3 separate regions of the Homo sapiens genome follow, and regions 1 and 3 are each linked to region 2. A link is a contact called in ENCODE Hi-C or POLR2A ChIA-PET data. All regions are on one chromosome and are shown on one strand. Each heading gives the region's core, a stretch centred on a gene start or an enhancer-like site at or near the end of the contact. The rest is flanking DNA. Distances are from core to core; before and after follow the strand shown. Region 1 overlaps FBXO21 (F-box protein 21). Region 2 holds the start of RNFT2 (ring finger protein, transmembrane 2). Region 3 overlaps TESC (tescalcin).

The links. A loop is a pair of places that touch in the nucleus more often than their neighbours do. ChIA-PET counts read pairs that join two places held with the same protein, here RNA polymerase II (POLR2A). Pooled maps may share reads with other maps.
Region 1: a loop to region 2 is called in a pooled map, with 3 times the contacts of the local background. The contact joins the enhancer-like site here to the promoter of RNFT2 in region 2. A Hi-C loop is called at or near these places in 1 of 168 maps with a recorded cell type or tissue (naive thymus-derived CD4-positive, alpha-beta T cell) and 8 of 50 pooled maps. POLR2A ChIA-PET finds 5 or more read pairs at or near these places in 3 of 52 experiments (AG04450 and activated T-cell).
Region 3: a loop to region 2 is called in a pooled map, with 2.2 times the contacts of the local background. The contact joins the enhancer-like site here to the promoter of RNFT2 in region 2. A Hi-C loop is called at or near these places in 6 of 50 pooled maps. POLR2A ChIA-PET finds 5 or more read pairs at or near these places in 2 of 52 experiments (OCI-LY7 and Panc1).

The regions. Positions count from the first base shown.
Region 1 is chr12:117,141,703-117,144,402 of GRCh38, reverse strand. It overlaps FBXO21 (F-box protein 21), which reads left to right. Exons shown (of 12, transcript NM_015002.3): 12 at 1-2,412. Among named protein-coding and RNA genes, the nearest start is that of TESC-AS1, 44 kb to the right of the region's middle. RefSeq lists enhancers at 932-1,011, 412-1,611. Within about 2 kb of position 1,267, at least 7 of the 41 ENCODE cell types and tissues checked have a DNase peak (open chromatin) inside an H3K27ac peak, as active enhancers do.
Region 2 is chr12:116,736,924-116,739,623 of GRCh38, reverse strand. RNFT2 (ring finger protein, transmembrane 2) reads right to left here and starts at 1,309. Exons shown (of 11, transcript NM_001382266.1): 1 at 1,254-1,309. It overlaps SPRING1 (SREBF pathway regulator in golgi 1), which reads left to right and starts at 1,555. Exons shown (of 5, transcript NM_024738.4): 1 at 1,555-1,834. The coding sequence starts at 1,724. RefSeq lists enhancers at 1,027-1,286, 2,055-2,700 and silencers at 1,477-1,736, 1,817-1,866.
Region 3 is chr12:117,075,895-117,078,594 of GRCh38, reverse strand. All of the region lies in intron 1 of TESC (tescalcin), which reads left to right. Among named protein-coding and RNA genes, the nearest start is that of TESC, 22 kb to the left of the region's middle. Within about 2 kb of position 1,450, at least 2 of the 41 ENCODE cell types and tissues checked have a DNase peak (open chromatin) inside an H3K27ac peak, as active enhancers do.

The sequences.
Region 1 (2,700 bases), core at 18-2,517, 400 kb before region 2:
TCCACTGTCCATGTTCCTCATCAGTCAAATCCAAAGTCAAAGGATTTGAACCTGCATCTGGAAACGTAACCACTCACAGCACCTGGCCCGCCAAGGTTGGGAGGATTGTACACTACTTTCATTTAAAGGGGAAAGTTTGATAATACGGAATTAATTAATATGAATGAGATGCATTAATAAGAACCTGAGCATGCTGAGAGTTGCAATTGTTGGTTTTCTGGTTTGATTGATTTCCTTTTTTCTTAGACACATCAAAGTCAAGAAAGATGGTTTTACCTTTACTGACCCAGCTGTACATATGTATCTAGACTGTTTTTAAATGTCTTTCTTCATGAATGCTTCATGGGGCTCCAGGAAGCCTGTATCACCTGTGTAAGTTGGTATTTGGGCACTTTATATTTTTCTAAAAACGTGTTTTGGATCCTGTACTCTAATAAATCATAAGTTTCTTTTTAAAAATTTTCCAAAACTTTTCTCCATTTTAAAAAGCCCTGTTATAAACGTTGAACTTTCACAATGTTAAAATGTTAAATATTTGGATATAGCAACTTCTTTTCTCTTCAAATGAATGCCAAGATTTTTTTGTACAATGATTAATAAATGGAACTTATCCAGAGAAACCACGCAAATGGCCTGCCCAATTTCGTTTGAGGACAGAAAGCCCAGCCATGACTTGAGTAGAATGTCTCTCACCTCTCTTCGGATCTAAATATGAAAAGTATGTTCTGCTGAATTTTTCTGAGCATTGGTGAGCGGACAGCCTACCTGTAAACCATGACCTCCTTGCCAAACGTTAATTTTATCAGCTCACTAGTAACCTTTGAGAATTATCTGGTTGTCATGCAAAGATTGCACTTTCTGAATTATGTTAAAACACATGTTGTAAAATGAGAACTGCTCATGCTTTGAAAGAAAACCAGGTTCTTCGTGCGTTCTGTTGCCGTTGATTTGAATGGCTGTGCTGTATACGATGTGTCCAGAATGTCTTCAGAGCACTGTTTCCGTGTGATGTTACTACCTACTATGTGGGAGGAAAAAAGGTTATAGGTTAAACAAAGTCAATTGACTCTATGGTGGTGTTTCTCAATACCTGTGACGCACAGTACTGTGCGTCGTGACTTTCTAAGAGAAGTGTGCAGCGGGTGTGTCATCTTGATATATGAAACCCTGGAATTTCCCTCCCCTACACGCACGCACCGTCCCCGGGGGTCCGGTGTTTGCAGACATGCTTTGAAAAGCTGTCTCAGTGAGACATCAGTTATGTCCAAAATGAGTTTACCTTAGAATCAGACCGGTTTTGCCAGGCGTCATGTTTGCAAACATTATCCACCTAATCAGATTTTGAAAGGCCGGCTTTCATGTCGCCTGCCTGAGACTCATAACAGATCCCCATTATAAGCGCGTTTACACAGCAAAATGATTTTATTGAGAAAACCAGCATTAAGTACTGTTGCCGGCTCAGTTTTCCATTGCATACTATCTACTTAAAGTCCCGTTCTCATTTGTAAGTGTTCCGATCTTTCCCCACGGAGAAAACTGAGCAGAGCTGCCGTGTCGCAGGCTTTCTGCTGCTGATGTCGCATCTCTTTGCTTTCCCCTCCTTAGTCCATACTCCAAGTAAGTGAACTCAGACTACCAGCAACTTTTTAACTGAAAAGTATCTGTCCATGATGATCAAGATGCAGCTCTTCGTGTTTTTATTTTGTCTTTTTTTTTTTTTTTTTTTTTTGGAGGGAAGGAGAGACATCAACTGGACAAAATGCAAAATTTGGATGTGGGACAATTGCTTTTTGGAGACGTGAATAGCTGTACTGTACGTATTATTTTGTGTGGCATGCTAACTTTGAGCCGGGCACTGGCCTAATAAAGTCTTTGTAATCCTCCCAGCAATCCTATAAAGCAGACGCAGATAGTAAAGATTTTAGGCTTTGCAGGCCACGTACAGACTGTCACATGTTCTCTGTTTTTAAAAGTGTCAACAACATTCTTAGCTCAAAAACAGGCTGCAGGTGGGATGGTGCCCACAGGCCATAGTTGGCTGACCCCGGCTAGGGTGTAGGCACTTAGCATTCCACTGTATAAAGGGGAAACCCAGGTCATACTGCGTGTGCGTGGGTGGGAAGCCGGATGTGGAATACAGGTGGTCCCTGAGTCTCCAGGAACCACTGAGCTCCAGCTGTTCACACCCACACTCTGCGGCGCAAGCAACTACCTCGCCACGGTTTAGCCTTGGTCTAGCAGCGACTTTAACCTTGAATGTTGCATTTCTGAAAAATTTAGAATCTTGAAAGTAAAGGACGTCCCTCCGGTGAATAAAATTAGGCGCAATTATAGAATACATGTATTATGGCCACGTAGCAATGACTGTATTAGGGCTCTGCTAGTTCTGTAATAAATAGACCCGAAAAGCAACAATGGCTCAAACACCATAGAACGTTTTTGCTTCCATAATATTGGGCAGGGGAATGGGCTGGCAGGGCAGCCCTTATGCAGGCAGGCATCAGAGCAACCTGAGCCGTCCATCTCCATCCCGCCTGAAGTAGCGGGGAGCATGGAGGGCTGAGACCATCTGGGAGCTTCCATGAGCCAGGTGTGGAAGTGGCACCCCTTATGTCCACTCATTTTGCACGGAGGTGGGAAACGTCCAGTTGTGTTCTAGGAAAGGAGACAGAACACAGTGTGGGTGGAAGCTCTGGTCCA
Region 2 (2,700 bases), core at 60-2,559:
ATACTTTCTCCTCTAAATGTGGCAGGGCTTGGTCCCGCAGGGCAAATGTCGTCTCTTCCCAGAGGCCTTCTCTTCTCATTCTCCTGACTCCCCGTAATATTGCCCTGTTTTATATTATTCATAGCACTTATTTGTTCATGTTTGCTTATTTATTTATGATTTGTCCTCCCCATTAGAATATAAATGCCATTCCTGAAAGTAGGGATCCTGTCTACTTGGATCACCCCTCTGCCTCAGCATCCAGGACACTGTTTGGCACAGAGTGGCGCTCAACAAGTATTTACTCAATGAATAAAACATCTATGGGTCTCCCAGTTCCCCTTTTCTAGATCCCTTGCTCCCTGTCCCACCTTTCACCCTAGCAAGGTAATAAGGGCCATCTACTTCCCATGAAAAGGTTTAGCCTCCGTGAATATCTTCTTGTCTCTGGAGGCAGAGCCAATATTGTGGATATAGGGTGTCTATATCAGTCAGATGGTGTCTGACTTCAGTTTAGGGCACGATTATTGGCTGTTGAATGACTTCCTAATCCTGACCAGGCTTCTTGAGGGGGCAGCAATGGTGTCACTAGGGCCACTGATTAAAAATGACCCGCCAGTGAAGCCTCCTTTCTCTTTTGAAAAATTAGGTAACAAACCGGTCAGCAGCAGCATCTTCATATATCAAGAAAAGGTCATTATATAAATATTTTTCAAGAATTTGCAATCTCAACTTAATCCTCCTCTCGCCCCTCCCTCCATTATCCCACATTGCAAATCCTTGGGGGAAAATAAAATTCATATTCCAAAGTTCTCATCCACACATTTAACTCCTAAATCGAATGCTCGAAACTCTACTTTCGGATGCTTGTATTGGAAGAGGCTTCGGATTCTTTGTCGGAAGCAGGCCGTACATAATTCTGGAATAAATTTTTGCACGCGGGATGCATCTGAATGAATGAAACGCTTTTTAATCCTCTGCTCTGTACATCCCACTATGTCCCTTTGAAGGACCGCACCGAGACTTTTCGATGCTTGCGATGGTTCAAGTTGCGCCCCTGGGGCCCGTTACAGGACTGCACCGAAATGCACTCAGAGGAGCATCGCCTGCATCACTTGGACTGGAAGCCGGCAGGTGCACTTCGGGAACAACGTCGCGAGCGCTTTTCATCCCTGCAACCAACACACAGCGCAAAACGCTCTGGGACTGCAAGGGCAGGAGACTACACAGACCATGATGGGAGAAAAGAAAAAAAAATCGCGTTCTCTTTTTACCTGCCCAGACAATTCAGCAATCACAGCCGCATCATTCAGGTCCAGCCAAGCCAATCACCCGCGCAGCCTGGGCAGCATGTGACTTCCGATGCTTCCGGCCTCCTATTGGGTGGTTTCTTGGCGTCGCCGGGTCCGGCGCTAGGACCCGGGCACAGCTACGCCCGCAGCACTCACGCGATTGTCCGCCCCCTTTCCCGGCACTTAACCAATAGGAGGCCGCCGTTCCTTAGGGACCAATGGTGAGAAGATCTTGCGCGACTAGCCCTTGTCGCTGCGGAGCGGAGGCGGGGCGTAGGGCGGGGTCACGTGGGGCTGCGCCCAAGGCTGCCGGGAGCAGACTGGGCTGCGGGCGGCGGGGCCGGCGCCTGCCTGGAGGGATGGGGCTGCCGGGCGCGTAGGGGCCATGCCGCCCGGGACCCGGGCCTGCCGCGTTCCGCGCCCCGGCCGCCGCGCCCCACGTCCGCGCCGGGATGGTGAACCTGGCGGCCATGGTGTGGCGCCGGCTTCTGCGGAAGAGGTGGGTGCTCGCCCTGGTCTTCGGGCTGTCGCTCGTCTACTTCCTCAGCAGCACCTTCAAGCAGGTCAGTGGCCGCCCTTCCCCTCCTCCCCTTCCCTTCTTCCTTCCTTCCTCCCCCTTACTTTACTTTCTCCTTCCTTCCTTCGTTACCTTCCTCCTTTTTTCCTTCCTCCCTGTCTTCCTACCCCTTCCCTTCCTTTCTTTCTCCCCTTCCCTTCCTTCCTCCTTCCTTCCCTTCTTCCTACCTCCCCTCCTTCCTTATCTTCCTCCTTCCTTCCCCTCTCCCTGCCTCCCTTCCTTCCTTACCTTCCTCACCTTCCTCCTCCTTCCTTCCTCCCCCTTTCCTTCCTCCCCCTTCCCTTTCTTCTTTCCTCCCCTTTTTCCTCTCCCTTCCCTTCCGTCTTTCTTCCTTCCCTTCCTCCTTCCGTCCTCCTCCTTTCTGTCCCCCTCTCCCTTCCTTCTTCCTTTACTCCCTTTCTTCCCTGACATCCTCTTTCCTCACTTCGTTCTTCCTCCTTCCTTCCCTTCCTCCTCTTTTTCCTTACTCCTCGCGTTTGTCCGACCTCCCGACTTCTGCAGCGGCGCCGCCGGGGCGTCCGAGGGTGGGGAGAGGTGCGCATTCCTGTCCCGGTCTCAGCACGGGTGAGGGACCTGCCCACCGCCTTGGTCCCTGCAGCGGGAAGGGGTTGCTAGGCCAGGGCAGAGCTGGGACTAGAACCCCGAGTTGAGGACCCTTCAGCGGTGGGGACTGCTTTTATGAACACCTCCCTGCTTTTCACCTGCCCGGTCCAGAGCTAAGAGAGGGCGTGCATTTGCTGGCTTCATCTTCGCAGCAGGCCTGGGAGAAGTGGGGTTCCCAGTATTACAGTGGGGGAAACCAAGACATAGGTGGCGAGGGTCGGCCAGCCCTCGCATGGGTGCCCTTCGTTT
Region 3 (2,700 bases), core at 201-2,700, 340 kb before region 2:
ACTGTTAAAGGCAGTATACCTAAAAACAATTTTTTTTCCTCCATCTTGCACTCTAAAGGTATACTTTAAACAAAAATTGGCTAAACATACCAAAAAGTGTTTGACCAATCTGTTTTTTGCTTTTTTTTTGAGGCAGAGTCTCGTTCTCTTGCCAAGGCTGGAGTGCAGTGGTGCGATTTTGGCTCACTGCAACCTCCGCCTCCCGGGCTCAAGCGATTCTCCTGCTTCAGTCTCCCAAGTAGCTGGGATTACAGGTACCTACCACCATGCCTGGCTCATCTTTGTATTTTTAGTAGAGATGGGGTTTCGTCATGTTGGCCAGGTCTCAGACTCCTGACCTCAAGTGATCTCTGCCCACCTCAGCCTCCCAAAGTGCTGGGATTCCAGGCGTGAGCCACCGTGCCCGGCCCCAATCTGCTTTTGATGGTCACTTAGGGCAAGTCGAATTTTAAGCTATTTTAAATAATGCAAAGTTGAACACATTTATGTATTCATGTTTTTGTACGTGTTGCATCTATTATTTTTTAGGATACATTCCTGCCAAGTGGAATTACAATTTTAAAAAATTTTTATTCATTTTTCTTTTCTCTTCCCAGATCTCCTTTAGTCAGGGAGGAATAACACATTTTTTTTTTAGTAAATGTTTTGTCGTGATATAGTGCATATCCAGAACAGTGCATCACTCAAGCATACAGACAGCTCTTTGAGGTTTCCGAGAACACGACTATGTAAAGTGTACGGAGATCTAGAAATGGAACATTCCTAGTACCCAGAACTCCCCTTTGCACTCCATTCAAGTTACTCCTCCTCATCTCATCCTCCAAAAGTCAGTTACAATATTAGCGTCATCTATGATGCCTCCCTTAAGAGCAGCCACTATCTTGACCTCTAACATTGTAGTTGAGTTTTGCCTGTTTTTGAACTTTATGCAAATAGAATCATAAAGTATGTACACTTTCCTGTCTGGCTGCTTTTGTCTGTGATTATCTATATTGTTCATTTTCACTGCCATGTGCTATTCCATTGCTTGACTATATTACACATTAGCACTCTACTCTGCCATTGTTGGGCATGTGGGTAGTTTCCAGTTTAGGACGATTCCAATGGCACCGCCATGACATCTTTGTACGCATGCTTGGGTGAACAGAAGTATGCGTTATTTGTGTATATACCTAGGAGTGCAATTGCTAGGCCATGAAGTAGCCAGTGTCCTTGCTGACATACCTATGATCTAAATGGCCATATTTCCCTGCAGAAAGGTAGAAATTGCACTTTGATGATTCACCTAACCGTTCCAAGTGTCAGTGGCTACATCTGTAACAAGAGGATACAGCCCCCTCCTAGAGTGTTGAAAGGAAGAGATGAGCTGATCATTGGAGCCATGCCCACAGGAAGTAGAGAGCCCTCAGTCTGGGTTGACAGCCTTAACGAGCTGCTGGAGATGCTTGAGAATACTGAGCTGTTGATTCTTGAAGAGCCTGAGGCCAAAAAACAATGAGCAGGAAGTGAGGTGACCAGTTGGCCCCAGAAATTAGCTGCCTCTGTAACAGGAGCAAAACAGTGCTTAGGGGTAGGGAATGCTGGGAGGACTGAGGTGGGAGGTCACAGCTCCGCAGTCCAGCCCGTGTTTTGGAAAGGTTTGTGTGAACTGTATATAGTCCCCAGGAACCAGACCTAAAGTCCTTGAGTGCCAAAGTACTCTGGGCAGACAGGCGATATTACTTCTTGGTGAAGGCTGGCTTTGGGGTCAGTCGCACAGACTTGGAGTTCAGTCCCAGCTCTGCCTCTGTGTGTTGTGGGATCTTACGTGCTCTCTGAGCTGCAGTTTTCAAATTATAAAACTGAGATAACGGCCGGGCGTGATGGTTCACACCTGTAATCCCAGCACTTTGGGAGGCTGCGGTGGGCGGATCACTCAAGGTCAGGAGTTCAAGACCAGCCTGGCCAGCGTGGCGAAACCCCGTCTCTGCTAAACGTATAAAAATTAGCTGGGCGTGGTGGCGCGTGCCTGTAATCCCAGCTACTTGGGAGGCTGGGGCGCGAGAATCGCTGGAACACGGAGGCAGAGGTGGCAATGAGCTGAGATTGCACCACTGCATTCTAGCCTGGGCGACAGAGTGTGACTCTGTCTCAAAACAAACAAAATACCTGAGATAATATCCACTCACTTATTGAGTTGTTTTGATAATGAAGTGAGAAATGCAGATCATTGTTTAATATTGTGCATTTTTTAGAGACAGGGTCTTACCCCATCACCAGATTGGAGTCCTTCCATTTCTTTGCTCCACCAGATTCTCCATACATTTCTCAGTGTAGGTTTCCCAGATCATGTCCAACACCAGCCTGAACCCTTATTTCCTCTCGCTACTCATCTGACTCTGAGTCTGTGACTATAAAAAGCCCCTTTCTCGGCTAGGATAAAACTCATCTTCTGGAGTGGAAGAGGAAGAGTCAGACAACCAGATGCAGTTTTCTCTAGGCTGGGCGTGGTGGCTCATGCCTGCAGTCTCAGCACCTTGGGAGGCCGAGGCGGGCAGACTGCTTGAGTCCAGGAGTTTGAGACCAGCCTAGGCAACATGGTGAAACCCTGTATTTCTAAAAAAAAAAAATATATATATATATACATACATATATATATATATATGTATATATACATATATATATATATATACACACACACATATATATATATATATATAT